3 separate regions of the Homo sapiens genome follow, and regions 2 and 3 are each linked to region 1. The links are chromatin contacts, found by Hi-C or POLR2A ChIA-PET in ENCODE. All regions are on one chromosome and are shown on one strand. Each heading gives the region's core, a stretch centred on a gene start or an enhancer-like site at or near the end of the contact. The rest is flanking DNA. Distances are from core to core; before and after follow the strand shown.

Region 1 (4,303 bases), core at 396-2,895:
GCTACTATTTATTTCCATGTTTACCTCTACACCCTCCCCCTAACCCCCCCCTTCACTTTCTCCTCCCACCCTGTCCCGCCATCTTGGGCCGATAGGAGCAGCCATTACTTAACTAAATGACAGTGCCAACAACTTTCCACACAAATAAAAAAAGACTACACCCCGAATCCTCCCCAGCCTCCCCTGTCAGACACACAGGAAATGAGGCTCCAGGAAGAGAACACGTTTACAAATAACTACGGTATTTCTATGCCAAAAAGACCCAAAAAGTAAACAAGTCACCTAACTTCAGGTAACACACACTGCAATCGAGATACATGTCAACAGCCCAATGCAAACTCTTCACCGACCTAAACTCCGTGAAACTTCCCCCTTCTGGGAGCGGGGACACAAGAAAGCCTAAAACATTTGGTTAGCAGTAGGCATCACGAACAGCCTGCTTGAAGGAAAAGAATTTTTTTAAACCCGTAGAGGCAAGTTAAGTCCGAAATTTGGGAAAATCTGAACACACTCACGATCCCTTGACCCTAAACAGGCACCTCGAAGATCATCGGCCTACCCTCAAAAAGCTGTAAAATAGCAGGCAGTTGTGTCGACCCAGTTGAGCCCGGCCCCAAAGCGATCCCGTCTCTGTTCCTCCAGCTACAAGAGGAAAAGAGCGATTTCGCAAGGGAGCAAGCAGGGTACCCGGGGGTGGGGGGAGAGCAGAGGCAGGAAATAGTTTCCGGAAGCCCCTCGACCATCGTCCGTGGCCACAATGAGCACAGACCCGGCCGCGGGGCCCGGGGCGAGCGCGGCGCCGGCCAGGGAGACGGTGTCCGCGCTCCGACTCGCAGCTGCCTTACCTTGCCCAGTAGGGCCTTCGTCCTGGCGCCATCTTCATGAAATCTCACGAACCCAAAGAGGCGGCTGTGGAGACAGACACAGTTTACTCGTTAACGCTCAGGGAACGCCACCGACCCGTCCCTGCCCGAGCCCGAGGCCCCAGCGGAGGCGGCGCGAAGAGCGCCAAACCGAGGTGCCCGCCCCGCCGCCGCCAGAGACAAGCCGCGCTCGGTCCTCCCGGGAGAGCGGCTACTGCCCGTCCGGAGCCGACCGGGCGAGTGACGGCGGCCCGTACCTGTCCAGTCCGCCGAGCGCCTCCCTCTCCTCGGCTGTCAGGCTGGGGGACGCCTCCTCGCTCTCGCCGCTCGCTTTTCCCGCCGCCATTTTCTTTTCCTCATCACCGAAAGCGGCGGCGGCAGCGGCGGCGGTAGCGAGCGACACTCCGCAGGATTTCATGGAAACGCAGCGAATTCACAACTCCAACGCCGACACCCCCCCTCGGACCGGGGCCCGCAGTGACGCCCCCAATCTGCGCGCGGGACCAGCACACCAACTTTATCGCCGCCTCCTCCTCCGCCGCGGGCGGCGGCGACGAAAAATCCCAACGCGGCGGCGGTGAAGGCGGCGGCGGCGGCGGCAGGGGCTGCGGAGCCCCCGGGTCGGCAGCGGCGGCTTTCGGCTGTAGGGTCACATCGCGGGGTTGGGCAGGGGGCAGCCACAGGCGGGGACGGCGGGAACGGCCGGAGCGCGCGGGGCTGGGGAGCACTGAGGGGATTCGTTGGAGACACAAACTTCCCCGGCACCAGCACAAAGTTGTTGTAATTGTGTCACACAGCGAACCCCACGCCGCCGCCGTGACCCCCCCTCCCCGCCCGGCTGGCGCCACCAATCGGCGCGGCCCGCACGCCTCACGTGACCTTTGTTGACTCACGTCAGCCGTGGCTCCACTTAACTTGCTAGCTGCCCGAGCCCCGCCCACCGAGGCCGCCACCGAGATGGGAGCGGGACGCAGGCCAATTCTAGCCGGTGGTTGGCTGCTGGGCGCGTCTGTCGGGGGAAGGGTTGTCACCGAGAGGGAGCTTCCTGTTAGGTTGTGCTGGTTAAATACACTGGGGCAGAGAATGGAGGGTCCGGGCCGTGTCACCTCGGGAACCGCGGCGGGCTCTGGAGGGGGAGGGGAGTGGTGGGGAAGGGCGAGGTCCGGCACCGCCCGCGGCGGGCGCGAGCGGCGGGCGAAGACGCCAAGGACGGCATTTGCCTGCCCGCGAGCTCTGGGATGTGCCCAGACCGCGGCTCCGGCCGTCCCGCGCGCGCTCCAGGGGTCCCGGGACCCCACAGGGCCTGGTACAGGTCGCGTAGCCGGGAGGCGGCGCACGGCCCTCGACCTCTGCCCTCCGAAGAAGGCTCAGACTTTTGGCACTGCTGGAAATAATGGCCTCCGCGAGGAGGGCGCTCGGGGAGCGGCTGCCGGTCCCGTGCCCCGCGGTCCGGGTGCCGCCCTAGGCCAGACCTGCGCTGGCAGCCCCGATCACCTCACCCGCGCCGAAAGTGAAGGGGGAAGGGCTCCCCTGACCCCCGCCCATACGCCCCAGGCCGGAGGGAATGAAGAGTCGCCCGCGGGGCCTGGCTTGCCGACCATGGCTCCCCACCGCCAAAGGTCTGTCTGTTGGCGGCACTTTGGGGCCAGATTTTCGTGCTGTGTTTACCCTGTGTCTTATCAGTAGTTCATTACAGTCTTACAAGAAAAAGCAATGAGAAATTGTGAAGCGGGATCTGCAGAATGTTGGGTTCTATTGCCATGATTTCAGTGGAGCCTTCTTACAAAAGTAGGGGCTGCTTGTGGACAGACCTGAGAGAAGACATAATTAAATCATCACAGCTGGTGGCCCAAGAAATCCTTTCTATCCCCCAAAACCTGCAGGTTTGTAACCCCTAGACAACAGTAACATTTTGTTGTTCTGTCTCTCAGGTGCAGGGGAAAGGCTTTAGTCTGACTTTTAATCTTTACTATAGGTGAAAAAAAAATAGGCCTTTCGACTACTCTTCTCAAAAGGCAAATTTATTTACTAAGCTGTATGTCTTATAACAGGGATAGGAAAAAATTGATAGACATATAAGGACAAGATTCTGTTTATAAACGGAGTTTTTTATATTTTCAATAGGTTTTCCACCTGTAACCAATAAAAATTATATATTTAAACTTGGATTTCAAAATATGACGAAGACAATTCAGTGCTGACCCAGTAATTCCTACCAGTATTCAGCGGGAAGCTATGGGAATCCCAACTGATTTTGCACACAGTTTTAAATTGTTCCCCTGAGACTAGTAACTAGACGAACAAACTGTAGTTTTGTATAGATTATAGTTCATGTTTAATTACTTCCTCTGAAACACCTTTCCCTTTATGATACTCCATTTTGCTTGAATGAGTGTGTACAAAGGGCCAAATCTTTTCTACGGCTAAATTAATACATTGTTAACTTTGTCACAAATGGTGACATTTAAAGCCAAGGAAATTTTGACCCCAGTAACTCGCTCGCACACTCTCTCATACACACACACACACACACACACATACACACACACTTGCACAAGCACAGATAGACATTTTGCTGGTATTTGACTATCTCCCTGAAGTTAGCAGTTCCTGACTCAGGTCCTTTTCAAGGATTATAAGGCTACTCAATCCCGGCCGGGCTCTGTGGCTCACGCCTGCAAAGGGAGGCCGAGGCGGGCGGATCACGAGGTCAGGAGTTGGAGAGCAGCCTGGCCAATGTGGTGAAACCCCACCTCTACTAAAAATACAAAAAACAAAATTAGTCGAGCATGTGGCGCTCGCCTGTAGTCCCAGCTACTCGGGAGACTGAGGCAGAAGAATCGCTTGAACCCGGGAGGTGGAGGTTGCAGTGAGCCATGATTGCACCTCTGCACTCCAACCTGGGGACAGAGTGAGGCTCTGTCTCAAAAAAAAAAAAAAAAAAAAAGGCAGCCAGGCGCTTTGGCTCACGCCTGTAATCCCAGCACTTTGGGAGGCCGAGGCAGGTGGATCACGAGGTCGGGAGATGGAGACCACGGTGAAACCCCGTCTCTACTAAAAATACAAAAAATTAGCCGGGCGTGGTAGTGGGCGCCTGTAGTCCCAGCTACTCGGGAGGCTGAGGCAGGAGAATGGCGCGGAGCTTGCAGTGAGCCGAGATCGCGCCACTGCACTCCAGCCTGGGTGACAGAGCGAGACTCCGTCTCAGAAAAAAAAGGCTACCCACTCTCCACACCTCAACACTTTTCTTCCCGCTATTACTATGTAATAGCAGAACAGCAAGGAGTGGATGCAATGGGTGGGAGTTGGAGTGAGGCAGACCTGGATTCGAATCCTTGCTCTACACAGGCTGTGCGACCTTGAGAACATTACCTATCCTCTAGGCCAGTGCTCTATGTCTATTACAACTACAAGGATCTATCATCAAGCATGGGACAAAT
Region 2 (4,340 bases), core at 832-3,331, 1.5 Mb before region 1:
AAGAGTTTTCCTAGTACAGGAGAGGGAGACACCTTACAACTGGAAATTTATGTCCTGCTTTTAGTCAGAAGCAGGAAGGGCAGAGAGCTAATTGCCTTCAGCTCAAAACCATCCTTTTTGAGTGACATGTTTGGGGGTGGCATATTCTGGCCCCCTTCACTTGCTTCTAGTTTCTGGTAGTTTGCTAGCAATCTTTCACATTCCTTGACATGTAGAAGTGTCACTCTGATCCCTGCCTTCATGTCCACAGGGCATTCCCCTTATATGTGCATGTCTATCTCCAAATTTCCCCTTTTTATAAGGACACTAGTCATATTGGATTAGGGACCCACCCTATTACCCTACTCTGGTATGACCTCATCTTAACCAATTATGTCTACAGTGACTATTTCCAAATAAAGTCACATTCTGAGGTACTGGCGGTTAGGGCTTCAACATATGAATTTTGGGGGACAAACACAATTGAACTCATTGCAGGAAATCTGGTGGGGCAGAACAAGAACACCACCACACACAATTGATCAGACAAATCTAGAATGTGGGGCTTTCTACAAAGTCTCTTCAAAAACACAATGTCATTTTTAAAAAGTAGAGGGACTATTCCAAAAAGACTAAAAAAACCAAATGTATGAATTGTGATTGGATTTTGGTTTAATTAAGAAACTGCTACAAGACATAGTACAGGTTGAGGAGATTTGAATGTGGACTGGGTATTCTGAGAGTTAGGTGGTATTAGGCAATTACTGTCGATTTTCTTAGAGGTAATCATTGTACAATAGTTATATAAGAGAATTAACTTATATTAGAATGATGCAAGCTGAAGTATTTGGGATGAAGTGTCATGATGTCACTTTTAATTTAATTTACTTTTAAATAGATCAGCAAAAAAAAAAGTATATATTCATGAAGCAAATCTGTATATATAGCTGTGTATATAGATAAAGCAAATATACCAGAAGGTTAACATTTGTCAAATTTCAATGGTGGGTATAGGGGTTTTCATTGTGCTATTCTTTCAACTTTTCTGCATGTTTGAAGTTTTTCGTAATAAAAAGTTGACAGAAAATGAAGAAAAATAGTTTTTTAAGAGAAGATTTTTTTCCCCCATCTTTCTATTGAAAATAGAGCATTAAAAAAATCCAACTGGCTTAAAACGTACATGAAAATTCAGTTAGTGAAAAAGTAAAATTTGCTGTTAGGGTTGTAAAACAGTTGGGCTGTTTTCCAAGCAATTCCTTCCCTTTATTACTGTGAGTTGGAGGTTAGAGCACAAGGCCCTCAATCAAGAATTATTTGAAGGCCTCCAAAAGCCCTGCTGACCTCCAAGTATCTCCCCTGCTGGCTTTCCATGTGGCCTGAAATTTCTGTCACCTGGGTCAATTCTCAGGGATCAAGTATTTTCTCACTATTGGGGAGGCAGTGCCCCCTTTTAAAATGCAAATCTGGGAGGGATCCTGGGCCCATTAAGTGGGAACAATTGTCTGAGGAGCCACCACCTGCCCAAAGGCCCGCAATTCTGACAGCTCCTTCCCCAACCCCTTACCACCACTGAGATTGGACAATGTGTGCTTTAGGAAACAAAATTGAACAATGCATGCTCTAAGAAACTTCTTAGGTGAAGACACCATTTCAAGAAAGCTTATTTTCCGTGAATAAAATGGGGTGCATGAGGTCATTGCTGTTTTTACTTTGTAAACTGGGTGGCCTCTGAAAGCTTCTTTACAACACTTCAAAGGAAGCCTCCTCAACTCTTCCAGGCCCCCACCCCCTTTCCTTTGTTACCGCATTCTTACTGACCCCAAGGTTTTTCACTGAATGAAGAGTTTCCAAGGGGTCTAAAAAATACCTGGGACAATTAGAGAAATGAAAACCAGGGGGTCAAGATGAATCGACCCTTGGCAGAGGATTTACATAAATAGGTCCTAACCTCTGGCTGTGAATAAAAGATAAAATGCCCCACTGGGGTCAGAACTGCAGTTCAAGGGCATTTGCAGGGCCAAGCCTGGCTTCTCTGCTATGTCAGGAATTCCAGGAATGCCACTGATCATTGTGTGTTGGCAGGGCGCAGGAGGTTGCAGCCAGGCTAACAGAAACCCAGCCCTGCCCACTGGGTGAAACTGCAAGTCGAGAGCGTGGGAAACCAGCAAGTTGAGAGAGGATCCAGAAGTAACCCCTTCTAAAACGGGAAAGATGCCTTCCGAAAGGTGACCAAATTCTTGTTTTAGATGGTGGTGTTAATTTGGGAGGTTGGAAGGGAGGCAGGTGGGAGAAGGGACATGTCCCTTTCGAAGAGCCCCTTTGTTTCTTCTGTGGAGCACAGCTCTGTGGGAGGCATCTGCTCTTTACCTATAGACCGGATGGCCTGGTACTGGTCTTCTCTAGACTGAAGGTCCTCCACCAGGTCTCCTGCTGCTGCTACCTAAGAAAGAAATCTCACAAGGGTGTTAAAAGGTAATTTCCAGAAAGAGGTAAAATCGTGACCGTTATACAGATATAAAAACGAACATGTGTTAAAGACTTTATTTTACTTACATAACTGAGAGAGCCAGGCAGATGTTATAACTGGTTTAAAAAAGAAACAGCCCCAATTTATGTGGAGTAAAGGAATTTAGAGATGAATTGCAAATGGAAGCAAACTGTTTATTGCCCCCCACCCCGCCCCCGCCGCCACACACACAGGGGGAAGGAAGTCAATTGAACCAGATAGGACAGGATTTGCATATCTATCAGTGACCTACAACTTAGGGAGTGGCAAATAGCTCCAGTAGAATCAGAATCAGATAACGCCTGAAAGCACGTACTACAGGCAATAGTTTTCTATTGAAGTGTGAATTTACAGGGGCAAGAAATTTTGCTTTCTGAATTTTTTTTTTTTTTGAGACAATGTTTCACTCTGTCACCCAGGCTGGAGTGCAGTGGCGCGATCTCGGCTCACTGCAACCTCTGCCTCCCGGGTTCAAGCAATTCTCTTGCCTTGGCCTCCCAAGTAGCTGGGGTTACAGGCATGTGCCACCACGCCCGGCTAATTTTTGTATTTTTAGTGGAGATGGGGTTTCTCCATGTTGGTCAGGCTGGTCTCAAACTTCTGGCTTCACATGCTTTTTTAACCCAAGAGAGTGAGATGAACTTGAGAATCTTTGGTCAAAGTTGCCCCCCAAACCTCCACAATATTCTACCTTACTTTATTTCCCTGTCACATCAAAATGCATACAATCGTGGTTGATTTGTTTCTCGGTGATTTGAGAAGGATTACAAAGAGGCTGTCTTGACCTTGTCATCTTGTTCTTTTCTCTCTTACAGCACTTGGCCCTAAAGAGAAAACACTAGGAGGATGGGAACCAGGGACAGAGAAGCTACTTGCTCTGCAGCTGTTTGGGCCAGTATGTTCCCTAATCTTGATGGCCATCCTGGGCTTATTTTCCTGAGAGTCTCTAAGTGACTCACTGCATCACGTAAAACTAAGAAAAAGGATGTCCTGAATTTTCCTGCTTAGAGAGCTTGTTTTTCTTTCCTGTTGCATCAAAGGGGTCTGTTAAACTTTCTAAAAGTACTAATCTGACCTGATATCTGAAGTAACAGATAGGAATTTGGGCTCTTTAAATGGAGCCCTTCCCCCATACCTGCATCTCATTGAAGAGGCTGAACTTCAAAACAAAATCATGTTGGAGAATTAAGTCTCGTTCCCAGATTTAATTTCTTATTTTTATATTGTTGCATAAGAAATCTACTCTATAAGGCATCTATTTTCAAATTTGGAAAATCTTATTTTAAGTTCATTTATTTAAAGACCAACAAACAAAAACACCAAATTCACTAGCCCAGGTCTTTATGGACCACCATCTCCCCTCCCCGCCTCCATTTCTCCCTGGAGTAGTGATTGTGGGGCCACTGCATGAATTTTACTCTATTATTTATCTAATGAGCAAAGCCAAGGCTGGCAATGCTGAGAATGCATGAGGGAAAAAAAGATATCACAATGACAGCACACTCTGCAGCGTTCCATCCAAAAGCAAGTAAGTGACTCACTGTTCTGTAAAGCACAGGGCAGATTCTTATACGGAAAAACTACCCTCAGAAGTGCATGTGAGACCCTAGTCTGTGTAAAGGAATTTACTCTGGGTTTTCTTCACATTGGCACTCAGGTATGCGGGTGTGGGTTCACAGACATTCCTTTCTGACTCATTACCCACTTTGCCCCTGCTCCCCGCCCCCTTAGTGCTTGAGGCACTTTTTCCAGCCTCCCCTGGGCTGGGGCAGAGATTGATGGTATCTTGGCACTCTCCAAAGAGAAGCTGTGCCCCTTTGCACTTTCTTTTTGTGACTAGTCCTTAAGACTTGCT
Region 3 (4,118 bases), core at 1,288-3,787, 1.7 Mb before region 1:
AGACCAGCGTGGGCAACATAGCGAGACACTATCTCTACAAAAAATTTAAAAAATTAGCCAGGTGTGGTGGCGCACACTTGTCCCAGCTACTCAGGAGGCTAAGGTGGCAGGGTCCTTTGAGACCAGGGTCCTTTGAGCCGAGGCTATAGTATGCCATGATCACGCCTCTAAATAGACACTGCATTCCAAACTAGGCAACATAATGGCATCCTGTCTCTAAAATAAATAAATAAATAAGAAAATATTTGGCTGGGTGCAGTGGCTCACACCTGTAACCCCAGCACTTTGGAAGGCTGAGGCAGGCGGATCACCTGAGGTCAGGAGTTCGAGACCAGCCTGGCCAACATATAGTGAAACCCCGACTCTACTAAAAATACAAAAAAATTAGCTGGGCATGGTGGCGTGTGCCTGTAATCCCAGCCACTCGGGAGGCTGAGGCAGGAGAATTACCTGAACCCACGAGATGGAGGTTGCAGTGAGCCAAGATCACGCCGCTGCACTCTAGCCTGGGCAACAAGAGCCAATAACTCCATCTCAAAAAAAAAAAAAATTGGCTACATGCAGTGTTTTTATCACATTAACCGGTATTATGGTGAAGTTACCTTTTGAAAAGTCATCTGGCGAAAACAACTGTTAACATCAGATGACAGTGACTTTGACAAAGCATTATACTACTAGGGTAAAAATGACTGAAGAGATTGGCGCAAAATGAGGAAAGGGGCTTCGTTTCTGAGAATACCAGCTCCACTCAACACTGGATACTCTCCTGCCTATGGAAATCCACAGGGGCAGTTGCAGAGAGTGCTGCATGTTTCATAGTGTTGGGATAGGACAATGAAAACTAACATTTACCAGGTGCCTGCCACGGGCTATTCCTGGGCTTGAGGCTCTAAAGATGTCCCTTTGAACAATAACAACAGCCATCTAGGTTAGGTGGTCCTTAGCTATGGCAGAAAAGAGGGGACTGAGGCCCAAGAAGCTAGTAAGTGGTGGATTCCAGTCTTTTCTTCCAATGGATTAGTAGACACCAATGGCCCAGGAAGGGTGTTTCTTGATTTTTGAATACTAACATCATGAATAGCAAATGCTGGCATGGCAATAAGGGCATGCCCTGCATCTGGTCACATTCAAATCATCAGTCCCTTCTCTTTCTGCATAAACACTTGATCTTACAGAATCAGGATATGGAGAGATGCTGGCCAGGGCCACAGATCAGGTGCTTCTGCAGTTTGCAATTTCTTTACTCTCCTCAGGACATATTAACCCTATCATACTATTAACCCTTTTCTGCCTACTGATAGTGATATCTGAAAAGGTTATCAAATCACCTCTCCTCTAGAAATAAATAGGTTGGTATCTCTAAACCTGGCCATCAGTAACACATACACATGAAATTCTGAATGAGCAGTAATTCACTGCTCACATGTCCAAGGGAAAACAGGCTCTTTTCCTGGGACTTGTACAGGAGGCTTGGAGAGAGTCACTTCCCAGGGTCTGGCTGTATTGAGTTTGCAGATTTAGGTTGTAACTCATCCAAACTATCTGGGGAATGCAAGTTAACCTGAGAGGAGAAAGAGAAAGAGGAAAAACACTCATGTTCAAATGGAAATTAAATACGTGTCTGATAGATTACACAAATGTCTTGGACACATCTATGAACAGTGTCTGGCACCAGCTGGCTCTAGCACAGAAGGGTTTGCTGTGTACCTGAGGGAGACTCTGTCATACTTGACCCAAAGAGGCCCGCTTGGTGACCAGGCAGGCATAGTAAGCATGGAGAACAACACTTGTTCTCTTTCTCCCAGACCCAGACAGGAAACAGAAAACTTTCCTCAAGTTTACTACAGGCCTTTTTAGCGGGCCATGTTGCCACTGGCTGGCATTCTCAGAGAAAACACCTCTCCGCTAAAAAGTAAAATCCAGATTCTCCCAGGGTGTCTAAGATCCTAGGAACCGGAGCCCCACCACTGGGTAGAGAACAATCAGAATGAGGCTTTCTTCCCTCACTTCGGGAGGTTGCTGGCTCTGAAGCCCGGCTCCAAAGCCCCTCTTCCAGGCCACTTCCCCGACTGAGCCAGACCTGTTGCTCTTAGGACGCTCTGAGCCAGGCCTAGGGCCCCGCTCCATGTGGCCTGCCTGGACCCTAGAGGGCCGCGCTCTGGAGCTGCCACAGATGCCAGAGGCGCGACTCTTTTTCCTATTCCTAGGAGCGGAAGACAGAAACAGTGGCCTTGGGGACAGAGGGGTGGGAACACCCCACGTCCACTGCAAGAGAACGAAGTGGAAGAAGGGATTTCGGCTTCGGAGCCGGCAGGGGCCTGGGCACTGGAAAGCCCGCGCGGAGTTCTCTCGCCTCTCGCCGCCCAGGTACGCCTCCCCGGACCTTTTGTACGACTTACCGTTGGAAATGGTCACACATTCCTTCTCCCCTTAGAGCGAACACTGTCATAACCACTGAAGCGCGGGCCGAGGAGCGCCACATCGGCCACAGGCTTTGTTGCCCCGCCTTCAAAGCCACTGCGCGTGCGCATTGCTTTGACTTCACGTTCCCAGGGGGCTGTGGGAAGCGGAAATGCTCGGCTGACCCGGAGGGTGGCGCTTCGTTCACACTGGCTGTTGTCATCCGCCCCTGAGGTTTCAGGCTGTCGGCAGTGAAGTAAGCGGGAGGGTGAGGTGGTGATGGTTTTGATCGGGGGAAGGGGGGACGGGAGGAATGACGGGAGTTTACGGGGCCGTGGGGTCATGGGGCCACGGGTGAGCGTCCTTGTGGGGATTGAGTGACACAGGCGGTGGGCGTGAGTGTTGGGGGCGAGGTTCGGGGCCAGCGAGTGACTAATTGATTGAGTCACTCAGCGCTTGTATCCTCACCCGGTGGTAACTGCCAGACACTCTTGCAAATGTTTCACATTAGCAGGAGCCCTGTGAGGTGTTACGATGATTATTTTCATGTTATAGAGAGAAAACGGTACAGTGTGGCTTGGCAACCTGTCCAAAGTCCCGTAGGTAGCAAACCCGAGGAATCCTTTTTCTTTTTCTTTTCCTGTACTTTGTTTATCATGTTTATTGTTTCCAGTGTGTCTCTTCCTCCAGACTAGAAATCTGGAGCTGGGAATTTGAGATTTTGTTCACTGATGGATTTGCAACACGGAGAACCGGCTCATGGAAGGCAATCATTTCTTCAGTGAATAAAAGTGGCACAGCAGCCAGTCAGTTGATTCCAAAGCCCGGACTCAGGAAGGCAGGGTTTCGCTCACTGAGGATAATTGAGCTGTGCATGAATGTTAACTCTTAAAACTAGAATGAGGGGTTGTCCCTCTTCTGTTGGGTAAAAACCTTTGGGTTTCACTCAACTTCACTGCATGGAAGGGAGCATAGGTGTTGCTAATTGAATCTCCTGTGGTCATTGTGTTTCCAGGGTCAGAGTGCAGACCTGAGACCACTGCTCACCGATTTCAGACTCCAGTTTATCTGTGCCTCGGCTTCCCCACTTAGTCGCAGAAGACTTAGGCTGAGGCCCCAGGAAGAGGTGAGTTCCCTGGGTCACAGGCAGAGATCTAGTGCTATAGTGATGGCCCCAACTGGGGTGTGTTTGTCTCTGAATCCCTTGGTCCTGCCGCCTTGGACACAAGAGAGGTACGCTGAGCTGAGGCGAGTTGGAGGAGAAGCCTCAGCAAGAGCCCAGACCCAGATCCTCAGAGCAAAGGAGGCTCACGGGACAGCAGGTCCTAGAAGAGCTGGACCCGTAGTGGCCTTTGTCCCTCACTTCAGCTGAGACAGAGCAAAGCTGGCTCTACTTCCAGGTGCCATGGAGGACCATGTGACAGTGCAGTTTGATTCCTGCTGGAGGAGGGACAGGTGAAAGTCACAGGTGGATGGAGGCATGGATGTCCCCCATGGGGGCAGGTGCCCTGCTGTAGTACCTGCAAAGGCGGGATGAGGCTGGGAAGGATCACAGCCAGCCACAGAGGATTGGCCTCTCCTAGCACACCTATTTGTGCACCCCCATGCTTCCTTCTCTTGCCATTGGCTATTTCTGAATTTGAGTCAGCCCCACACCATCAACCAGGCACCTGCTTCCAGGGGAAATGCTGAGTGTCCGTTCATCCTGACCAAAGTGC

What was found. Hi-C counts contacts between places; a loop is a spot of excess contacts on that map. ChIA-PET counts read pairs that join two places held with the same protein, here RNA polymerase II (POLR2A). Pooled maps may share reads with other maps.
Region 2: a pooled map shows a loop between it and region 1 (2.3-fold over the local background). The contact joins the promoter of LINC01186 here to the promoter of KDM6A in region 1. A Hi-C loop is called at or near these places in 2 of 50 pooled maps. POLR2A ChIA-PET finds 5 or more read pairs at or near these places in 2 of 52 experiments (A673 and CD8-positive, alpha-beta memory T cell).
Region 3: a loop to region 1 is called in a map of ascending aorta, with 7 times the contacts of the local background. The contact joins the promoter of ZNF674-AS1 here to the promoter of KDM6A in region 1. A Hi-C loop is called at or near these places in 3 of 168 maps with a recorded cell type or tissue (ascending aorta and naive thymus-derived CD4-positive, alpha-beta T cell) and 10 of 50 pooled maps.

The regions. Positions count from the first base shown.
Region 1 is chrX:44,870,530-44,874,832 of GRCh38, reverse strand. KDM6A (lysine demethylase 6A) reads right to left here and starts at 1,645. Exons shown (of 30, transcript NM_001291415.2): 1 at 1,121-1,645; 2 at 846-909. The coding sequence starts at 1,281. RefSeq lists silencers at 646-745, 756-835, 876-1,135, 1,476-1,705, 1,956-2,455.
Region 2 is chrX:46,325,415-46,329,754 of GRCh38, reverse strand. LINC01186 (long intergenic non-protein coding RNA 1186) reads left to right here and starts at 2,081. Exons shown (of 2, transcript NR_110388.1): 1 at 2,081-2,204; 2 at 3,301-3,831. RefSeq lists an enhancer at 1,610-2,809.
Region 3 is chrX:46,543,909-46,548,026 of GRCh38, reverse strand. It overlaps ZNF674-AS1 (ZNF674 antisense RNA 1), which reads right to left and starts at 2,537. Exons shown (of 2, transcript NR_015378.3): 1 at 2,400-2,537; 2 at 1-1,561. ZNF674 (zinc finger protein 674) reads left to right here and starts at 2,606. Exons shown (of 6, transcript NM_001190417.2): 1 at 2,606-2,656; 2 at 3,416-3,526. RefSeq lists enhancers at 2,268-2,417, 2,033-3,232.